Regions from separate parts of the Homo sapiens genome. Here region 1 is linked to region 2. Evidence: chromatin loops called from intact Hi-C (ENCODE). Cell type or tissue: mammary epithelial cell. All regions are shown on one strand. Links, peaks and the distances in the headings refer to the core of each region. The heading gives the core; the rest is flanking DNA.

Region 1 (8,000 bases), core at 1-8,000, 72 kb after region 2:
GGCGGCTGGCGTGGCCATTGCCACTGTATGTAGTTTAGCCTATTGGATAGAATGTCCATGTCCAGTCTCAGTCAAAAGTTGGCTATCTATTGGCCAGATGGTGGTGGCAGCCCAATGGACCCCATCTGCTTTTAGTTTGGCAGAACTGTTAGTAAACCACGCCAGACCATTGGTAGGCATATTTTTGAACCCATAGGAGGAGCCAAAACATCCTCAACAGGTTACTTGGTCACTTTTGGTTAGCTAGCCATTTATACATGGAACCTACTGGTCCCTTGGGATCTGGGTGGACATGATCTTAAATGTGCCAGTTTCGATGTGCCAGTTTCATTTAATAATCGAGCTCTGTTGAGCCTGTCTAATTTGATTGGTGGAGTTTGCATGAACCCAAGTAAGAATGGGCATTTCATGTTGTAGTGTCATGTATGGTGCTCTGGCCATAAGATGCTCAGTGTCCAGAGACTAGTGCCTAGTAGCAAGCAAGGAGTTGCTGTTTAAAAGCGGTGTATCTGGGGGCTGCTTCAAGCAACTTATATGTCCAAAATGTGAGAGGCTGGTACATCCCAGTGGTAGTTTTTTCTTGCCAGAGACTCCAATCAGCGTGCATGGAGGTTTTGGACATCTGTAATTTTATTGAGCTAGCAGGCTTTAAGGGTTCTAAAAGCAGTGCCTGGACCACAACTTGTTGAATGGCTTCCAAGGCCTGTTGTCGCAAAGAACCTCATTTAAAATTGGTGGGTTTGCTGGTCAATTTGACTAAGGAGAGCAAAAGGACACCCAGGTTAGGTATATGTGGTCTCCAGTACTCAAAGAGGCCTACCAGCTGCTGGGCCTCATTTTTATTAGAGGATGCCACAAGAGACAACACTTTTGTTTGGCTGTATCGGGGATACTTCTTTGGTGTTCAGCTTAAGTGGCCTTGGCATTTAGCCTGTGATAGTCCATGGTTAGTCTCCATGCCCTGGAGAGCCTTTTGCGACCAGCCAAACTGGGCTGTTATATTGTGAGAGGGTGGTTTATAATATTTATATCTGTATTAAGTCCTCAATTAACAAAATACTGTCCTATTCTCCACTCAGTATGTATAAGAGTACTACTTTTGTTGAATAAGCCATTGGAACTTGGGGAGCTTAGGTGGCAGGCGGAAGTGGATATGCCCCACTGTTATGGCTTAAATCCTTAGCTGTGTTGGGGGAACATACCCCTTCAGATGGAGGTGGCCTTCTGTGCCCCAAGCAGCCAAAATGCCAATGCCTATGATGCACTGACTGATAGGAACCATGGTCTCTGGCACCTAAAATGGCCCAACGGGCCCTGCCCACAACCAGATAAGCATCTTGGGTCACTATGTTTGTCCGAAAACCTCCCAATGTCATCAGTTTAATTTTTCCCCTAAAAGAACAAGGAAATATTGTCATGTGGGCTCCAGTATCCAAGAACTCCACAAAAGTCTGAATTTTCTTCTTTTTCTCTTTTCTCTTAACAAGAGTATTAGGCCAGTGCCCTTCGGTAAGCACCTAGAGACTTTGGCAACAACCCTAACTGCACCGTTTGGGTCTGCAGTGTCCCTTTATCCAACAAACAGACCAACCAGGTTGCTTGAGAGCTTACTGCTTATGTCTATGTGTGTCCTTTGGATCTTGAGTCACGTTCTCTGTGAAGGCCTGCATTGTGCATGCTGGTTCCCTCTCAGATGTCTCAAGGACCATCAGAGGACCTCTTTTTAATTCTCTCTCAGATGCCTCCAGATGCATCTGAATACCCAGGAAGGAGCAATCACATATGTGCACTAAGCTCCCCTGTTTCCACGCTTCTTTCCTCCGCCACAATCCATGCAGCCACCTCACCCACATTCTCGGGGTGTATGTGTGGCCTGTGTCTCTCTTATCACTGCTTCTTCCCCATAAAACATCTAGCTGGTCTGATGTCTCCACTGTGGGCCAGGTATGAGATAGGGTATTGCCCCTTCTACTTCACCAATGAGCCATTGTTCTGTCAGATTGAATCCTGCTTGCTGTGCCAATTTTGTGAAGCAGGTGCTCTCTGTGCACTGGTTATCAACTGTCCGAGTCCAGTGAGACAGAATACACTCATACACAACAAGTTACGTGAAATGGATTTGTTACCATCAGACAGGCAGCAAGGGATAACACAAGCCTTGGATTTATTGCTGCTGGTCCCCAAGGCTGCGGAGAGCTGCCCAGGGCAAACAGAATCTTATCTCTGAGTTCTTCACTTGTACCATAGCTGAGAGACCTCAGAAGCATCCATCCTGGATTTTATATCGTGACAACACATGACTCGCTGCACTAAAGCATTAAAGGACATCCTCTTTCTAGGGAGGACTGGAACAGAGCCTGAGCTGTTCTGGCCAATCCCCCTCTCATCTAAAGATGTTGCATTCCTAGCACAGTCTACATATTTTGGATTATATCCTTGACATTGTTAATGTTATTTTGGTTACACTCTGAGTTCTGTTAAAATTCTCCGCTGTGGGCCATCTTCTCCAAGTTTTGACTCCCCTTCCCAATTTGCCTACTTGTGTTTAATTTTAAGAGTCCTCAAGTAGTTTCTTTTTGTATTTTGTTCAATGCATGCAGTAGAATCATTGAGAGAGAAAGGCTGTAGTTGGCTCATTCTAGCTTGTCTGTAAGTTCTTGTTTGTCATGTTCTCAAAAGTGAACAAAAATACTTGTTGAACAAATAAATGAAGAAATAAACTGCCTATTACCAATGTCTTTTTGGATCTATGCTTGAATTTTTTTGTTTCTTTTTCTTTTTTTTGACAGTTTATTTAATGAATCCTTTTAGTGTCAACTTTGAAAATGTAAATGCCACAAATGCCATCATGACCTGGAAGGTGCACTCCATAAGGAATAATTTCACATATTTGTGTCAGATTGAACTCCATGGTGAAGGAAAAATGATGCAAGTAAGAACCCTGCTTAATTTTCTATTTTCAAAAATTCTTTTTTTGTCCTGAACAGAGACACTGATGAATAAAATCACTTTAAACTCTTATTTCTGTGTAGGTTCAAATGGTGTGGGTCATCTGTTTTAAAAGGTCCATGAAATTAATCATACACTTTTATGGTTAGGAAATGGGCCTTGAAGATTTTTTTCCCCCCAAAGAAGAACTGATCTTACTCCAGGTCAGGATTTGCTGTGCTCTGGTTTGCCTTTGTAATGGGATGCACTCACCAATGTTTCTGTCTTGTTCTTTTCTCTTTTTTCTTTTCTTCTCTTTTTTGATCAAGCAGTACAATGTTTCCATCAAGGTGAACGGTGAGTACTTCTTAAGTGAACTGGAACCTGCCACAGAGTACATGGCGCGAGTACGGTGTGCTGATGCCAGCCACTTCTGGAAATGGAGTGAATGGAGTGGTCAGAACTTCACCACACTTGAAGCTGGTATGTTCAGCCCCTGGCATTTAACCCAAAGAAGTAGGTCTTAGGAGTTAGACTGGTTTCCTTAAGAGATTTTGGTTGTACCAAAAACTAAGAGAAAAATATTTAAACAGAGGCGGGGTAGCATTTAAAAAATTAGATTAGGTGCCTCATGAGAAGTGAATGGGAAACCATCCACCTCAGACAGTTGACAGTAGTATTTTATTTATACTGCCTATCTTCTCTCTTACCTTTCATTTTCCCAAAATGGTTTCAAGCCATCACTTTGCTGGATTCACAGTAGATCTGGAGCTATATAAATTAGTATACACCTTTAATTCAGGACAGTGGAAGTGTTAATGACAAGGAAAGCATTGGTCTCATCCTAAACAACTTGAGGCCATGTTTGGAAATGTAATGACATTTGGAACCTTAATGGTTATTTGTGAGTCATTTGTTCCGGTGATGCCACACTGTGTGCCCTCTCCAGCATGCTCTGTGGCAGGGTTTCCTCAGTATTGACTGCAAACTTTTCCTGCTAAATAACTATGTCTGAGAACTCAAATGGGCCTCAGGAGATTTGATGGCCCAATCCTGCTTCCATCTCCCTCCAACTCAATGTCATAAAGGATAACTGTTGCCCATTTTACAGATGAGGCAACTTGCACCCATAACTGAAGAGATTTGCCCTGATTGCAGTTACTGAATGGTACAGACATCGTAATAATCTTAGGAGTGCAGTGGCTCACACCTGTAATCCTAGCACTTTGGGAGGCCGAGGAAGGTGGATCACGTGGTCAGGAGTTCGAGACCAGCCTGACCAACATGGTGAAACCCCATCTCTACTAAAAATATAAAAATTAGCCAGGCGTGGTGGCACACGCCTGTAATCCCAGCTACTCGGGAGGCTGAGGCAGGAGACCGCTTGAACCTGGGAGGTGGAGGTTGCAGTGAGCTGAGATCGTGCCACTGCACTCCAGCCTGGGCAACAGAGTGAGACTCCATCTCAAAAAAAAAAAAAATCATAGGAGTCAACATTTACTGTGAGCCATACATAGCTCGAAGGGCCCTCTGTGCTCCTCTCTTTTCATCCTGACAACACGCAGTAGGTGCTCTTATGATCCTCATTTTATGCCAGAGGATATCAGGGCACAGAAAGATTAAGTAATTTAACTGGTTCAGCCAGGCACTGACTGAGCTGCGACTCACGTCCAGGCAGCCTGACACCAGAGCTCCACCCTTAATCAGAGCTCAATTCTGTGTGTTCTCTCTCTTGGTGTTATTACAACCTCTAGATCTTGTTGATTCAAGTCCTGGCTATTTTAGTGCCAAAGGAAGGATTATACATATGTATTTTATTATTCTTCTTATTTGTGTATGGCAGCTGGCAGAACTCTTTCTGTCTGATTCTGGGAGGACCATTTTAAAGCAGTGACTCTAATTTGGGGGTAGTGGGCACCGCTAATCAGAATCCACACATGAGGATGGTCATTAGTCAAGTTCTGCAGGCCTCCCCGCTTCCCTGGTGGTGTCTGCCTATCCTCAAGCCCATTGAGACTCCAGTAATTTTTCCTAGGTGTACGGGTTCCTCAATAATCTTTGTTCTGGAAGGCCCTGTTCCTGAGAGGAATGTTGCATTTTCCTCAGTGTGTTTTAGAAAAGAATTTTTATTATTTTGCTTTACGTTTTCTGTTTTTTTTTTGAAAATTTATTCCAACATAACTAAAATTATGTAAAAAGGGAAGATGGCAAAAGAATAGAGTTTCTTTTAGATTATAGTAATAATCTAACATCTTGAAAACGCTTAACTTTGCTTTTGATGATGACAAGAAAATGAGATGAATCTACTGAAGGTGAACCTATAGGAATTTTTTATTACTTCTGATCACGCTTTGCTTAATGCTGGAAAACTCAAATCTTTATGTGTATTATAACCATGCTTAAGTATAATTATAGTGAGCAGACATTGAGTTAAATGAATTGATGGTATAAATGATGTTGTTTATAAAATATAGTGCTATCAACTGTATTGTAGCACTTTTTTGTTATAAATAGTAATTTACAAGCCAGCTGAAGATTTTGCATTGAGCTTAGATATTGTCCCTGAGTATTTCAATAAAGTTTTAAATTTAATATTGGCTTCTCCAATGACTTATTTAGCAAATTGAAATCTGCTTTAATAGATTTAAAAATATATGGCCACCTTTAACTTAAAGTATAAAGTGTTGAGTCAGCAACTAAAATAAAAAACTTAAATGTCAATTATTAGGCAAAAAAGATTATATTTTTATAAGATAGAGAGATACATTTTAATGTTATGTTCCAAAACAGTTCTTCTTTCAAAGAAATGTTCTGAATCAGATCAAAAATTACTTGTCCTCTCACAAACCAAAAACTAAAAAAAATAGGAAAGTTATTTTTTAATATTTGAAACACCTTAATTTTGTTAAATTTTGTTAATTTCGTGACAGTTGCTATTTAACACTTTCACACTTAGCAGCCAAAATTTTTTTAAACCATTTTAGTATGCAGAAATCATATTTAAAAAATAGAAGTTGGAGGTCCTAGCCAGAGGAATCAGGCAAGAGAAACACATCCCAAAAGGAAAAGAAGTCAAACTCTCTTTGCTGATGATATGATTCTATACCTAGAAAACCCTACATTAAGAGTGGACACAGGGAGAATGCAGAAGCTGGGCTGAAGGGTCAGGAAGCTGCATACCCTGCACAGGGCTATGAAGCACCCACACTCGTTCTTGGCCCCCAGCAACTCCTGGGGAAGGGGTTGAACAGGCGGCCTGCCCCTGCCGTGGACCTTTGGAATCCAGGCAGCAGGAAACCCCACAACCCTCATGGACAATTGGACTGGCAGGAAGAGCTTCTTAGAGAGGTAGTAGGAATAGAGCTCCATCCTGGGCAGGGCCCAGAGGGTTTGGTGCAGAAACATCTGCAGTGGAGCATGGCCAGGGACACAAATCCCCCAAGCCTTGCCTTGCTCCTCTAGGAGACTTTGGCCAAAGGGTGACCATGAGACCTAGACAGAGGAGAATGGTCTTACCCATGAGATGGGGCCAGTCCAATCTGAGTGATCCCCTGTCTGCTGGCCACTCCTGAGGCTCCAGCCTTGCCACACTAGCTGGAGTTGCAGCCTCAGATGCCCAACTATGGTGCTTCCTAGGGGACCATATCATAGCTGCTTTGCTGGCAGATGGCACCTGACCATTGGAGATTTCCAGCAGAACAGTCCCTACTGACATGCATCAGCCCACCTGCAGCCTCCCCCAACCACAGCCTACCCAATGCCACCTTGCCAGTATGCACTTGTCCATGGTCACCCCACCACCACTTTGCCAGTGCACACGTGTGGGTGGACCTTGCCTCTTCTCCTCCAATGGCTTATGTGTGCACATATCCCACTGCTGCTGTTGGCATAAGCACAACGTGTGGCCCTGCCTCCCCTGGTGCTTCCATTTCTGGTGTGAAAGAGTGCATGGACACCAGCAGCCCCACCCCCACTCCTGCTGACACTGCCACCAGCGTGAATGTGTGCATGGCCCCACAACCCCCCCAACACCATCACTGGCACAAATGCATGCACAGACACCAGCAACTCTGCCCCTACCCCTGTGCTGCCACTGTGGCTGCTGCAAACCAGCACACAGACAACCACGGCCCTGCCTTCCCAGTGCCACCACAACTGCCAATGTGAATGCATGCATGGATGCTGGCAACTCTACCCACCCCTGCACTGCCACTGCTGCCTGTGCAAACTCATGCACAAAGACTGGTAGCCTCCTGCCTCCACCACTGCCAGTACCAGTGCCAGCACTGTCACTGGCACTTCTGCCTCTGCCTGCATCCCCCCACCAGGGCAACTGCATGCAGGAACCCTGCAGCCCTACTCTCAGAGGTACCCCACCCCAGCTGATGCACATACAAACCACTGCACTGCCCTAGCTGCTGGCACATGTGAGTGAGCATGGACCCTGCTGCCACTACCCTGATGAAGTGCTTTGGCCTGCACCACTCATTGGAGTTTTGTGGCCAGCAGACTGAGATCAGTTCGGCCTCTCCAACACAGCAGGTTCCTAGCCTTGAGGGGCCAGAGAACAAAGGTGGGGGCCTGATACCAGTCCTGCAGAGTTAGAGCATGCAGACCAGGAGTGCTAAGCTGAGCTTTGGCCCCTTAAAATCTTCCAGATGGGAACCCAGTCAACTGAACCCATCTTATATCAAAATCAGATGTCCCCCAAGGACATCAAATAACATAAAACATAAAACAAAACAAAAACCCATCCAAAGGACAGCAACTTCAAAGACTAAAGGAACATCAGCCCACACAGATGAGAAGGAAAGAATGCAAGAACTCAGTGGCAACTCAAAAAGCCAGAGTATCTTCTTACCTCCAAAGACCACACTAGCATCCTAGCAATGGTTCTTAACCTGTTCAAAATGACAGAATTAGAATTCAGAATATGGATAGAAACAAAGATCATCAACATCCAAGAGAAAGTGAAAACCCAATCCGAGGAATCTAAGGAATACAACAAAATGACACAGGAGATAAAAGACAAAATGTCCATTTAAAGAAAGGATCAAACTGATCTGATAGAG
Region 2 (10,740 bases), core at 1,219-9,218:
TCTGTTATGGCAGCACAGAACAGACTAAGATAGGTGGTTTGTTATGCAGCATTTTTGCGTTAATAGCTGACTAACATAGAAATCATCTGCGCACACAGGAAATGGAAACGTGAGAGCAGATGCATTTCCTAGAAAGAAGGCATAAAGCAGTGACTCACCCTGTTTATGGCTTATAGACTGTTTATGGCTTGTGGTTTATAGACTGTGGTGGAGTAAATGTTTGTGTTCCCCCCACCAAATTCATCTGTTGAAATCCTAGCCCCCAAGATGATAGGATTAGGGGGTGGGGTCTTCGAGAGGCAATTAGGTCATGAGAGGGGAACTCTCCTGGATGGGATTAGTGCCCTTATTAGAGAGAGAGCTCCCTCCATCCCTCCTGCATGTGAAGACATAACATGATGGCCATAGATGGCCATCTATAAACCAGGATGTAGGCTTTCACCAGACACCAAATCTACTGATAGCTTGATCTCAGACTCCTCAGCCTCCAGAACTGTAAGAAATAAACATTTGTTGTTTAGGCAGCCAAAATGGACTAAGACATGGATTTTATTGAAAATCTAATAAATGCCTTTATCAGATTCTTCCCCAAAATAGCTTCCTTGCATCCACCCGCCTCTTTTCAGGTCTCCATACTATATGAGTCCATCTGATTGGCAGAATCTAAAATATGTCTGGAACTCAAGAAACAAAGGAGTTTAGGATATGTAGCTTTTTAGCTTTCCAGCCCCTGAAACTCAGGAGGAGGTTAAGATCAACTTGAGTGAGCCAATCTACTCTTTCTAACAAACCACGATGTAAGTAGACAAGCAGTTTAGGGAGGAGAATGAGAAGATGAAGCTGGAGAGAATTAGGAGAAACTGATGTCATAGAAATCATGACAAGAAATAATATGAGGAAGAAGGAAATGGTTAATTATTTAAAATAGGTGACGCAGAGAAACACCATGTAAGAATGTAAAGTACTGCTGAATTGGGCAATAACAATGTCCCTCAACACCAAAACAGGAGCTGCTTCATTGGTAGAAAGATGAGAAGGTAGAGACAATGAGTCCTAGAATACTCTTTACAGAGGTTGGTTGAGGAAGGAAGAGGAAGGATGTGGTTACCATCCATGAGACCTTGTGTGATAGTGAATCGTTCCTCAGTAAAGGATTGATAAACTCTGCCGTGGATAGACTAGAAAAGTTTCAATCTTTCTCCTTTGTGTCATTAAAAAAAAAAAAATCCTCTCCCTGTTCTCTAAGCTAACAGGTCTTCTTCTTGGGTCTCGCAAATCATCTTGTGAGTGAACAGAAGTGACTCTCAGATTTTCTTTGTATCTTCTTGTTGTGGAATTATCCTCACCCACAGCACAGGAAAGTTCCCTGAAGTGGCTGTCTCTGTGCTCCACTTTTCTTTTTGCCTCGTGCAACCTGTATCCCATTACCCCCAGGGAAAGCTGTCTCTCTTATTCATCTTCTTTGTCCTAAAATTCACATTAATTTTTACATCATACTCACAGTCCTCAACCCCCAGAGTTCCCTAAGTCAAACCATTGTTGGCTTCATGACTTTGGTAGATACTGCCAATAATCTCCCAATATCCATCTTCCCTTCTATTTTTTTTGGTAAAAGAATCCCCAAGTTTTACACGAGCCCAGCTAGAGACTAATTTCTTGTCTTCTTAAGCAGCTAGATGTGACCATGTGATTCTGTCTGAACCAAAGGGACTCTCACTTGTGCCTTAGGTGATGGCTGGCTGAAGAAATCTTGGGAGCCATATATTGAGCATGATAAAGCTGTCCTACCGACCCAGGCCACTTATTCTGGACTGTTAAATGGGAGGGAGATAAATTTAGATTTTAGGTAAGCCACAGTGTTGTTGTTTTTTTTTTTTTCTTTACTTGAAGGGGATCAGGATACGCTACCCCAAAATATGCCACTTTAACGTAAGGTTTATTTTGACCCAAAGGCAACTGAAAATCAACAGATGTAGAAGAGTTCTCCACCCTCCCTTTATCTGCCTAGAAGTTGGGCATGAGTTTCCCTTTGTTATGGTGTCTATCTCCTGTATCAGGAAAAGGAGAGCAACTTATATCACCAGAGATGGAGAGTTGGCACCAAGATAAATCTGCATAACAGACCTTAGGAAAAGAACCTTTATCTTCTGTTAGTTTCCCCCATATATTTCCTAGTTACTTCCCCATGATTTATCATCCCTTGAAGTTCAAATTTTCCTTTATTAAAATTATATGTAAACTAGAAGTCTAACTACTTCTTTGAGTTTCACTTCTTTTCTGTGAACTCTTGTGCATATAAATATTAGCAAAAATTGCACGCTTTTTCTCTCATTAATCTATCTTTTGTTAGTTTAATTCACAGGCCCCCAGATACTGAACCTAAGAGGACAGAGGAAAAGTTGTTTCTCCCTGAAAGACTATACCCTAAATAATACAAGGGTCACAAGGCATATTGCTCTCCTTTATAACAATGGCTGTGTGGTCCAGCTGCCACACAATATCCAAGACTGGTTCCACAATGACAACTGCATCTTTCAGGAACAGCTTCCATAACTTGTTCTCTGCCTATTAGAAGTCTCCTCTGACTAGAACAACATCGAAAGATGTTTCTCTTCTATATCTCATGACATCTGGAGAATTTGGGGCAAGAATGAACAGCACCTTGTAGGATGCTCTTGGAAACTTTGTCTTCTTGGAAACAATATACATATTCCCCATGATCTTTTGGCCTTGGAGTCAGCCAGCTTGCAACAAATTCAAGCTCTACCTACCACTCAACAGCAATGCTACTGAGCTTTTCTCTGTCTCAGTTATAAAATGGGGTAATAATTGTACTTGTCTTCAAAAGTTGCTATGGCAATATTTTTAGGTGAAATTTTATGCAAGTTTACATTATTATAATTATACAGTTAAATTATCCTGCTTTTGCAAATGTTAGGACAAAACATGACCATGTAAACCAATCCTTGAGCCTCTCTCTGGGTCTATGGAAAAGTCTGTGTCATTAGCTTCACAGTAAATCCACTCTGACTACCTCACAGGGGAATTAGAGGATGACACAACATACAGTCAGGGCCACTGGCACAAAGGTAACTTTGTGCTTATTACACAAGGGTGACCCCTCCAGATTGACACAGGGCTCAGGGCCAGCAAAGCAAGGGCTAGATTTTAGCTCTCACTATTTTTCTTGGTTGGGGGCCTTTGGCATTGGCAAAACTGGAGGTTGCTGATATAGCTGGGGGTTGGTGCACTCCACCAAGGTCCTTGGCCAGCAGGGCGGAGGTGAGCAGGAACCACATTCAAGTCCCCTTTTCTTGCCAAGTTGTGTGTCTCGACATGCAGCTGCATATACCCAAGAATAGGGCATGTTTGGCTTCACACGAAATCTCTGTCTTTCTGCTAAACCCTGCACCTACTTTTCTCTAATGTGTGCAGAGGTGCCTTAGAGCTTGTGGGTGGGCCAGCACATTGCACCAGTATAGGTAGCAGCCCTGATCCCTGGCACGCAATAAGCACTTTACAAACCTAAACGTTCCTTTGTGTCCCTATCCCACCCCCCATTCTTTCCTACCTATATAATGTTTTCCTTACTTGCTCAACCTTGTATAACTCGAGGTCATTAAAAAAGTTAGTTTGCATATTTTCAAGGAAGCAATTGGAAACCTAAGTTGCTCCAGGGAATTGCCTTACCAGTGTGTCCCTGTGCTTCCAGGGGATTCCACATAAGATAACATCTTTGGGGATTTTGCCAGATTCCTTGTCTGTATGCATTGGGGCACCGTGACAAAAATCCTTCGCTTGGCCAAACTTTAGTCAGAGTCCTGAACCCTCTCGTAGGCTCATATGTGTATTTCCTCGTAAAATCTAGTTTTAGCAAGAACTCTGTTAAGTCAGTTTAGCAAGACCACCCCCTACCCCACCCACCCTCAATATCTGATCAGGTTCTTTATCATTCACCATCTCCCAGGTGATGTCTTATCACCCTGGCCTGTCTTCAGCAAGAGTCTTGTGAGGTTGCCTTACACAGAATCCCCCTTACTCCTCAGGTTTCCCTTAGCACTTTTCCATCCACTGACCACCACCCTGCTCCTTGGCTATACATTTCTACTTGCCCATGCTGTATTTGGAGTTGCAATCCCATTGCTGTGGTCCCTATACCTATGGGATGGTCCGAATAAAGTCTTTCTTAACAGGCTTTATTAATTATCCATGAACAATTTTTTCTTTAACTAGCAGGGAAGGAATTTTCAGTTGTACCACTCTGGGAATGCCCAGAGCTCATCTTAGGCAAAGTCAAGCTAGAGGGCTGTGCCTGGCCAGTCTCAGGTGGTGGTGGTAGGATCAGGTAGCCAAGCATCAAAGTCCTCTGATGTCAGTCTTGCCTTTTGCACCGTGGTGGGAAGACGTGAAGCAAATTCCTCAAGTGGCCAGTTCTCTAAAAAGCAGCCACTAGAGGGCTCTATAGGGGGGCTCTCTCTCTCTCTCTCTCTCTCTCTCCTCTCTCCTTCTCTCTCTCCTCTCTCTCTCCTCTCTCTCCTCTCTGTCTCTCTCTCTGTCTCTCTGTCTCTCTCCGTCTCTCTGTCTCTCTCTCTCCTCTCTCCTTCTCTCTCTCCTCTCTCTCTCTCTCTCTCTCTCTCTCTCCTGCTTTGGACCTTTTCTAGGCTGGTTGAGGGGTTGAGAGTAGGCTTAGGTTAGGGAGCTGAACAGCAGGACAGCACAGGCCTTGCTCACATCACCCACATTATCTCTGCTGAGTGAGTTACCTTGAGGTAAAGGAGCAATTGATGGGCAATTGTCCATCAAAGTAGTCACACATTTAAAATGTTGGTAGTACAAAGGCTAATTTATACTCCCACCAACAGCATTTGAGAATTAACTGTTGATCCACATACCTCATCAACACTGGGACATGACCAATCTTGTAAAATTTTCAACATGATAGATTAAAAATACATATTGAGCACATTTTTGTATTTTAATTAGCCATCCATATTTAGTCTGTTCATATCCTGTTAATATTCTTTGCCTTGGATGGACATTAAAAATGATAGTTTTTAATCCACAAAGTCTCACTGTACACATGAAATATGGTTTCTGTCTAGCCCTTTCCTACCGGAATATCAAACCGCCTTGGCCTAGTCCTCATTCCCTTCCAAACAAAATGTGGTCGCTTTCTGGTGAAGTCAGTGTTCCCGTGGTGTGTGATAGTTCAGTGTGTCCACAGTTTTATGATTGAGGCTGTAGATTGTTAGTTCTGTCTGCTTTCTAAGACCTTCTGAAGGGGCAGAGCTGGTTTGCTTAGTTGCTTTCTTCAGCAAAATATATACTGTTCAATAAGTGTTGCAACTGACAGATATGTTTCAGCCTTGGCTTCTCCTTCCCAGGGAATAAATCTAATATGTGATTCTGACCACAGCGAATGTGTAAAACAGGGAATGTGGCTAACATCTATGCCACCAGGAAAAATAAGCACTAAAGAGCTGCCCTCTGCTGATAAAAAAGCTTACTAGCATAACTTCAGATTCGTATCTGTAACAACTTATACTTTCGATGGTCTGAGAATTTCTTTTTCACTTAAAAAAAAAAAGCCTTGGCTTTCAAGTTATCCATAGTTCTTTTCGAAAAAATATGTGATCAATTAAGAAAACTTAGCAATGTCTTTGAAGCTGTAAAAAATAAAGTAACTTATAACCCTACTATTTAGAGATAACCACAAATAACATATTTTCTATTTCCTCTTAGTCTATATTTTAAGTACGTATATACATGTATGATTTTTTCCCAAATTAGAATCCTGAGTCTACATTCTTTTCACTTATCATTGGCATTTTCCTGTCATTAAGTACTCTTCAAAATCTGATTTTTAAAGCCTAAATGATATTCCACTATAAAGATATATCATAATTTATTAACAAAGTTCCTCCTGTGCCCAGTGTGCTTGCTCATTCTGTCCGCTGCTGCCTCTCCTTGTGCACATGGGATGCTCGCATTTCCCCACCTCACTTGCAGTTCTGCTGGGGCCATGTGACTGGGTTCCAGCTGATAGAGTGTGGGTGAAAATGACTGGCCCGGGGCTAAAAAACTCATGTCTCCCTCCAGCTCTCTTGTCTGATGCTGCAGTGGCTTTGGAGGTTCTAGTTGACATGGCTGTAATACGGAAGCAGCCTAGATTCCTGAGTTACCACTTAGCAGAGAAAAGACCATCTAATCGGCATCAGACTATATGATCTGAGTGAGAAACAAGCCTCTGTGAATTACTGCACTTAGTGAAATGATGCCTTAAGTAAACCGACCTAATGGAAGACCTACAAGTGGCTTCCAACTTTACATTATTGTAAGTAAATAGCAATATTTTGGTTATTTCTAATTATGTTGCTGTCATAAATGAGAAATATTTGGGTTATTTTTTCCTATTTTAAGTAAATGGATAGTTACTATTTTCTTCTGTTTTTGTATAATTTTGTAGTTTTATACAGAAAGCTATTCTTTTTTTTTTTTTTTTTTAGATGGCGTTTCACTCTTGTTGCCCAGGCTAGAGTGCAATGGTGTGATCTTGGCTCACTGCAACCTCCACCTCCCCTGTTCAAGTGATTCTTGTGCCTCAGCCTCCAGAGTAGTTGGTATTACAGGCATGCACCACCACGCCCAGCTAATTTTTTTGTATTTTTAGTAGAGACAGGGTTTCACTGTGTTGGTCAGGCTGGTCTCGAACTCCTGACCTGAGGTGATCCACCCACCTTGGCCTCCCAAAGTGCTGGGATTACAGGTGTGAGCCACCACGCCCAGTCCAGAATGCTGTTCTTTAAACAAACAAATATTAAAAGAGTGTGGGCCAGGTGCAGTGGCTCATGCCTGTAATCCTAACACTTTAGGAGGCTGAGGCGGGAGGATTGCTTGGGCCCACAAGTTCAAGACCAGCCTGGGCAACATGGCAAAACCCTGTCCCTACAAAAAATACAAAAATTAGCTGGGCATGTTGGCACATGCCTGTAGTGCCAGCTACTCTGGGGGCTGAGGTGGGGGGATTGTTTGGGCCTAGGGGGTCAAGGTTGCAGTGAGTCCAGATCGCACAACTCCACCTCAGCCTGGGCAACAATGTTAGACTCTGTCTCAAAAAAAGGAAAAAAAAAAAAGAGAGAGAGAGTGTTTGGAGAGAGACAAGTTGAATTGTCTGCTGAACGACCCTGAAGTTGCCATCTGTTGATGGGCTGACCTGGAACAAGGGTTACCTCCTCCCCATGGGAGGGTCTGTGCCCCAACCCAGCGCCATATGGGTTGAGGCATCTCTTCTTCAGCTCTACGAATCTAATTTCTAAAACTGTTGTCAGGTGCTAGGAGCCAGCATTCTCAGACAATGGCTGCACAGCCTACATCTAAACTCAGGCTATTTGGCACCAAAGGTCTGCCTAGCTTACATAAAGCCCATTTGTTAATCTCAGCTCATACATACAACACTTTAATTTAGTCTCTCTCTGTTAATCATCATTTTATTAATTTTAATTTTTAAATAATATATTTATATAAGTAAAAATTCAAAAGACAGAAAAAGGGAGACTTAAGCCTCTCCTCTCTGACCCTTAGGCACCCAGGGACTTTCCTAGAGGAAACTAATTTTTTTTTTTTTTTTCCTGAGACGGAGTTTCACTCTTGTTGCCCAGGCCAGAGTGTGATGGCGCAATCTTGGCTCACTGCAATCTCCGCCTCTCGGGTTCAAGTGATCCTCCTGCCTCAGCCTCCCAAGTAGTTGGGATTACAGGCATGTGCCACCACACCCAGCTAATTTTTGTATTTTTAGTAGAAATGGAGTTTCACCATGTTGGCCAGACTGGTCTCGAACTCCTGACCTTGTGATTCTCCCGCCTCGGCTTCCCAAAGTGCTGGGATTACAGGTGTGAGCCACCGTGCCTGGCCTGTTTTTTGTTTTTTAAAATATATCTTAAGACATATTTTATCCTTTTCTATCCTCTTTTTCTTTTAAAAAATGCATCCTTTATGAACTGTCAAACTTTTATCCTTTGTCTATTTCAGTGCAAAAATTATCATATGACATTCAATATCTTTCTTTATATCTGGCTCCAAACCTTCTTTATGAAGAATGTTTTACTTCCTTCCAATAGACATCTCTCTTTCCATTTAGCAGGCCTGGGAATTGCCTTTTCAATAAAGTCTGTTTTTTTTTGTTCAGATCTTTCTACCAGCCTGGAATTTCTGCCTCACTGCCTAACAGTCAGTCAGACATCTCTGGGTCTTCTTTGGTTCCAGCAAGCAATTTAGTTTCTTCCTCTCTTTAAACTGGGAAGTACTACCTTCCTTTCAGCTCTGACAAGGCTATACTGTAGAAAATGGGTCTCTCCTCCCTCCAGTTTCCCTGCAACTCAGAAACCCATTCAGAGCTTAATCAAGCCAGCACTGTCCCTGGAGACATGCAGAGCTGGATAGTGCTAATGAAATAGTTGGTAAAAGGATGCCTTCACCAACAAAGTATGCTTGCAAACAATCTTGCTGTTCCCATAAGAAAAATCAGCCCTCCTTGTCAGGAGGAAGATCCCCTTTCAGACACACCCTCTTGCTCATTTCCTATAATTCTGTTGTTATCTCTATTATCTGTCCTAGGCTCGTACTTTTTCTTTCTCGTAGCTCTTAAACCCCTCCTCCTTAACAGTCAAAAGTCATCACTCCTCTGAACTCCTGAAAGACTATTGCCTGTGCTTCTCAATCGGTGCTTATCACAAATAGCGTTTATTGTCATAGTCCACAACTGGACAGTAAACTTCTTGAGGACAGGGACCAAGGCACAAGTTGTTTTATGGATTATCCAAAGAACCTAGTGCAATACCTTGTATATAAGCATTTTATAAATATTTATTGATTATAAATTGAATATAACATTCAAAAAATAACAAGTGATGCTTCTTTTCTAGCAAGGCATTCTTTGATTTCAAAAATCATTATTTTTAAGAAGTAAAAATACCAATGATAAAAAGCCAATCTGCACAGACAGCTCTGAAAAGCACAAGCTTCTCTTACTCCTCATCCTTCATCTTTATAAAGACCTTCTCCACAAGAATAACTTGTTACCAATTTCTTGTAATCCTATCCAGAACATTCTTATGTATCTACTCCATAAATATTAAGAAATTAAATAGATGAAATGGATATACTATATATACATTTCTGACTTCTGCTTTTTCACTGAGTTGTGCATGATGGACATATTTCCATAGGTGCACACATATATAATCTTCCTTCTTTTGAAAGAATGAATCATAGTTTTCAGTCTTCTATTAGCAGATTTTTAGATTGTAGTTCTTTGTTACTACAATATTCTTCTAATGAGCATTCGTGTGTTTGTGTGTGTGTATATAATTTTGCAAGTATGGATGTTTGTAAGCCTAAATATCCAGTCAAGCAGAATATTCTTTAACTTTTTTATTCTTTTTAAAAACAGGGAAGATTTTCAGAAGAAATTGCCTATTGTCGTCTTCTTTTTTTTTGAGATGGAGTCTCGCTCTGTTGCCCAGGCTGGAGTGCAGCGGCACCATCTCGGCTCACTGCAACCTCCAGCTCCTGGGTTCCAGCGATTCTCCTGCCTCAACCCCTGGAGTAGCTGGGACTACAGGCATGCATGAGTACGCCTGCTAATTATTGTATTTTTAGTAGAGACAGGGTTTCACCATATTGGCCAGGCTGGTCTTGAACTCCTGACCTCAGGTGATCTGCTCGCCTCGGCCTCCCAAAGTGCTGGGATTACAGGGGTGAGCCACCATGCCCAGCCTGTCTTCTTTTTCAAAACAAACATTTACAATTTTATGTTTAGGCATCATGTTCCATGATCTTATGATAGGAAGATAAGTTCTTATAATTATTTGTGGTTTGAGAGCTAAGAAAATTTATATAATAACATTTCTTTCTTTCTTGGGTGTGCTATCATTTTCTCTCTTAGCTTGGTTGCTTCGTATTAAATTTGAATAAACATGTTTCCCTAGCCTGTTCTCCATATATTTCCCGTGGGAGTATGAAAACTATCTGACCATTATTCCAAAGTGACTAAGCATCATAGGCCACAGTATAATTGGACAAAAGGAGCTACATTTAAGTAGCTGATAAGATTGAGTATAAAAGTGAGTGCTTTTAGGAAGTTTTTGTTTTAGTGTACATGGAGGTAAGTTAAGCACAAATAAGGTAACAAACATAAAGGTATAGCTTACTGTAACTCACTCAAATGAATTTTGTGTTTAGCATTTGAACAAAGTTCAGAGGAAATCCAAGAATGCATTTAACTATTCTCTTTTTTTGATTAAAATTCTTTCCTTTGTATTATAGTGGTATTAATATTTATTTAAGCCTTCATTCTAAAGTGATGTTCAGCCATAATAGATTAACCGTACCTGATTTCAGAAGGTTTTTACTCAATTTCCAGATTTAGGTCTATGCAAATGTATTTCAATCTTCTGAAAAACTGGGTTGCATCCAAAAGAATGTTCTACTGGAGAGAAATCTAATTTAGCAAAGGAAACAGTTCATACTAGCTCCTCCCAATAACCTAGCCACTTAGCAGATATAACTACAATTGCAGGGAGTGCTACTTTCAGCCATTGCTGAGTAGCTCTGTTTAATTGACTGCCCCTCCCCAACATATAACAATATAAAACACTAGAAAAATATTGTTAAAAATTAAAAACAATTATCGGCAGTGGAGAGTGACCAACACCAGGCAGATTGTGGAGGAAAGTCAACACT

What was found. Hi-C counts contacts between places; a loop is a spot of excess contacts. Peaks named below come from ENCODE experiments on the same cell type or tissue, not always from the same donor. Only the 100,000 strongest peaks of a DNase experiment are listed, where the experiment ranks them.
Region 1: it touches region 2 in a loop (4-fold over the local background); 9 of 110 quality-filtered maps call a loop at or near these places.

The regions. Positions count from the first base shown.
Region 1 is chr5:38,901,093-38,909,092 of GRCh38, forward strand. OSMR (oncostatin M receptor) reads left to right here. Exons shown (of 18, transcript NM_003999.3): 8 at 2,790-2,932; 9 at 3,261-3,411. Among named protein-coding and RNA genes, the nearest start is that of OSMR, 59 kb to the left of the region's middle. RefSeq lists enhancers at 6,540-7,040, 7,041-7,541. In mammary epithelial cell, for the core only: no CTCF peak of the experiment used is centred there; a DNase peak (open chromatin) is centred at 4,619.
Region 2 is chr5:38,827,577-38,838,316 of GRCh38, forward strand. The region is part of intron 1 of OSMR-DT (OSMR divergent transcript); the gene reads right to left. Among named protein-coding and RNA genes, the nearest start is that of OSMR-DT, 13 kb to the right of the region's middle. RefSeq lists an enhancer at 2,370-3,569. In mammary epithelial cell, for the core only: CTCF peaks have their summits at 3,290 and 4,449 (motif pointing right); a DNase peak (open chromatin) is centred at 3,065; H3K27ac peaks cover 3,502 bases.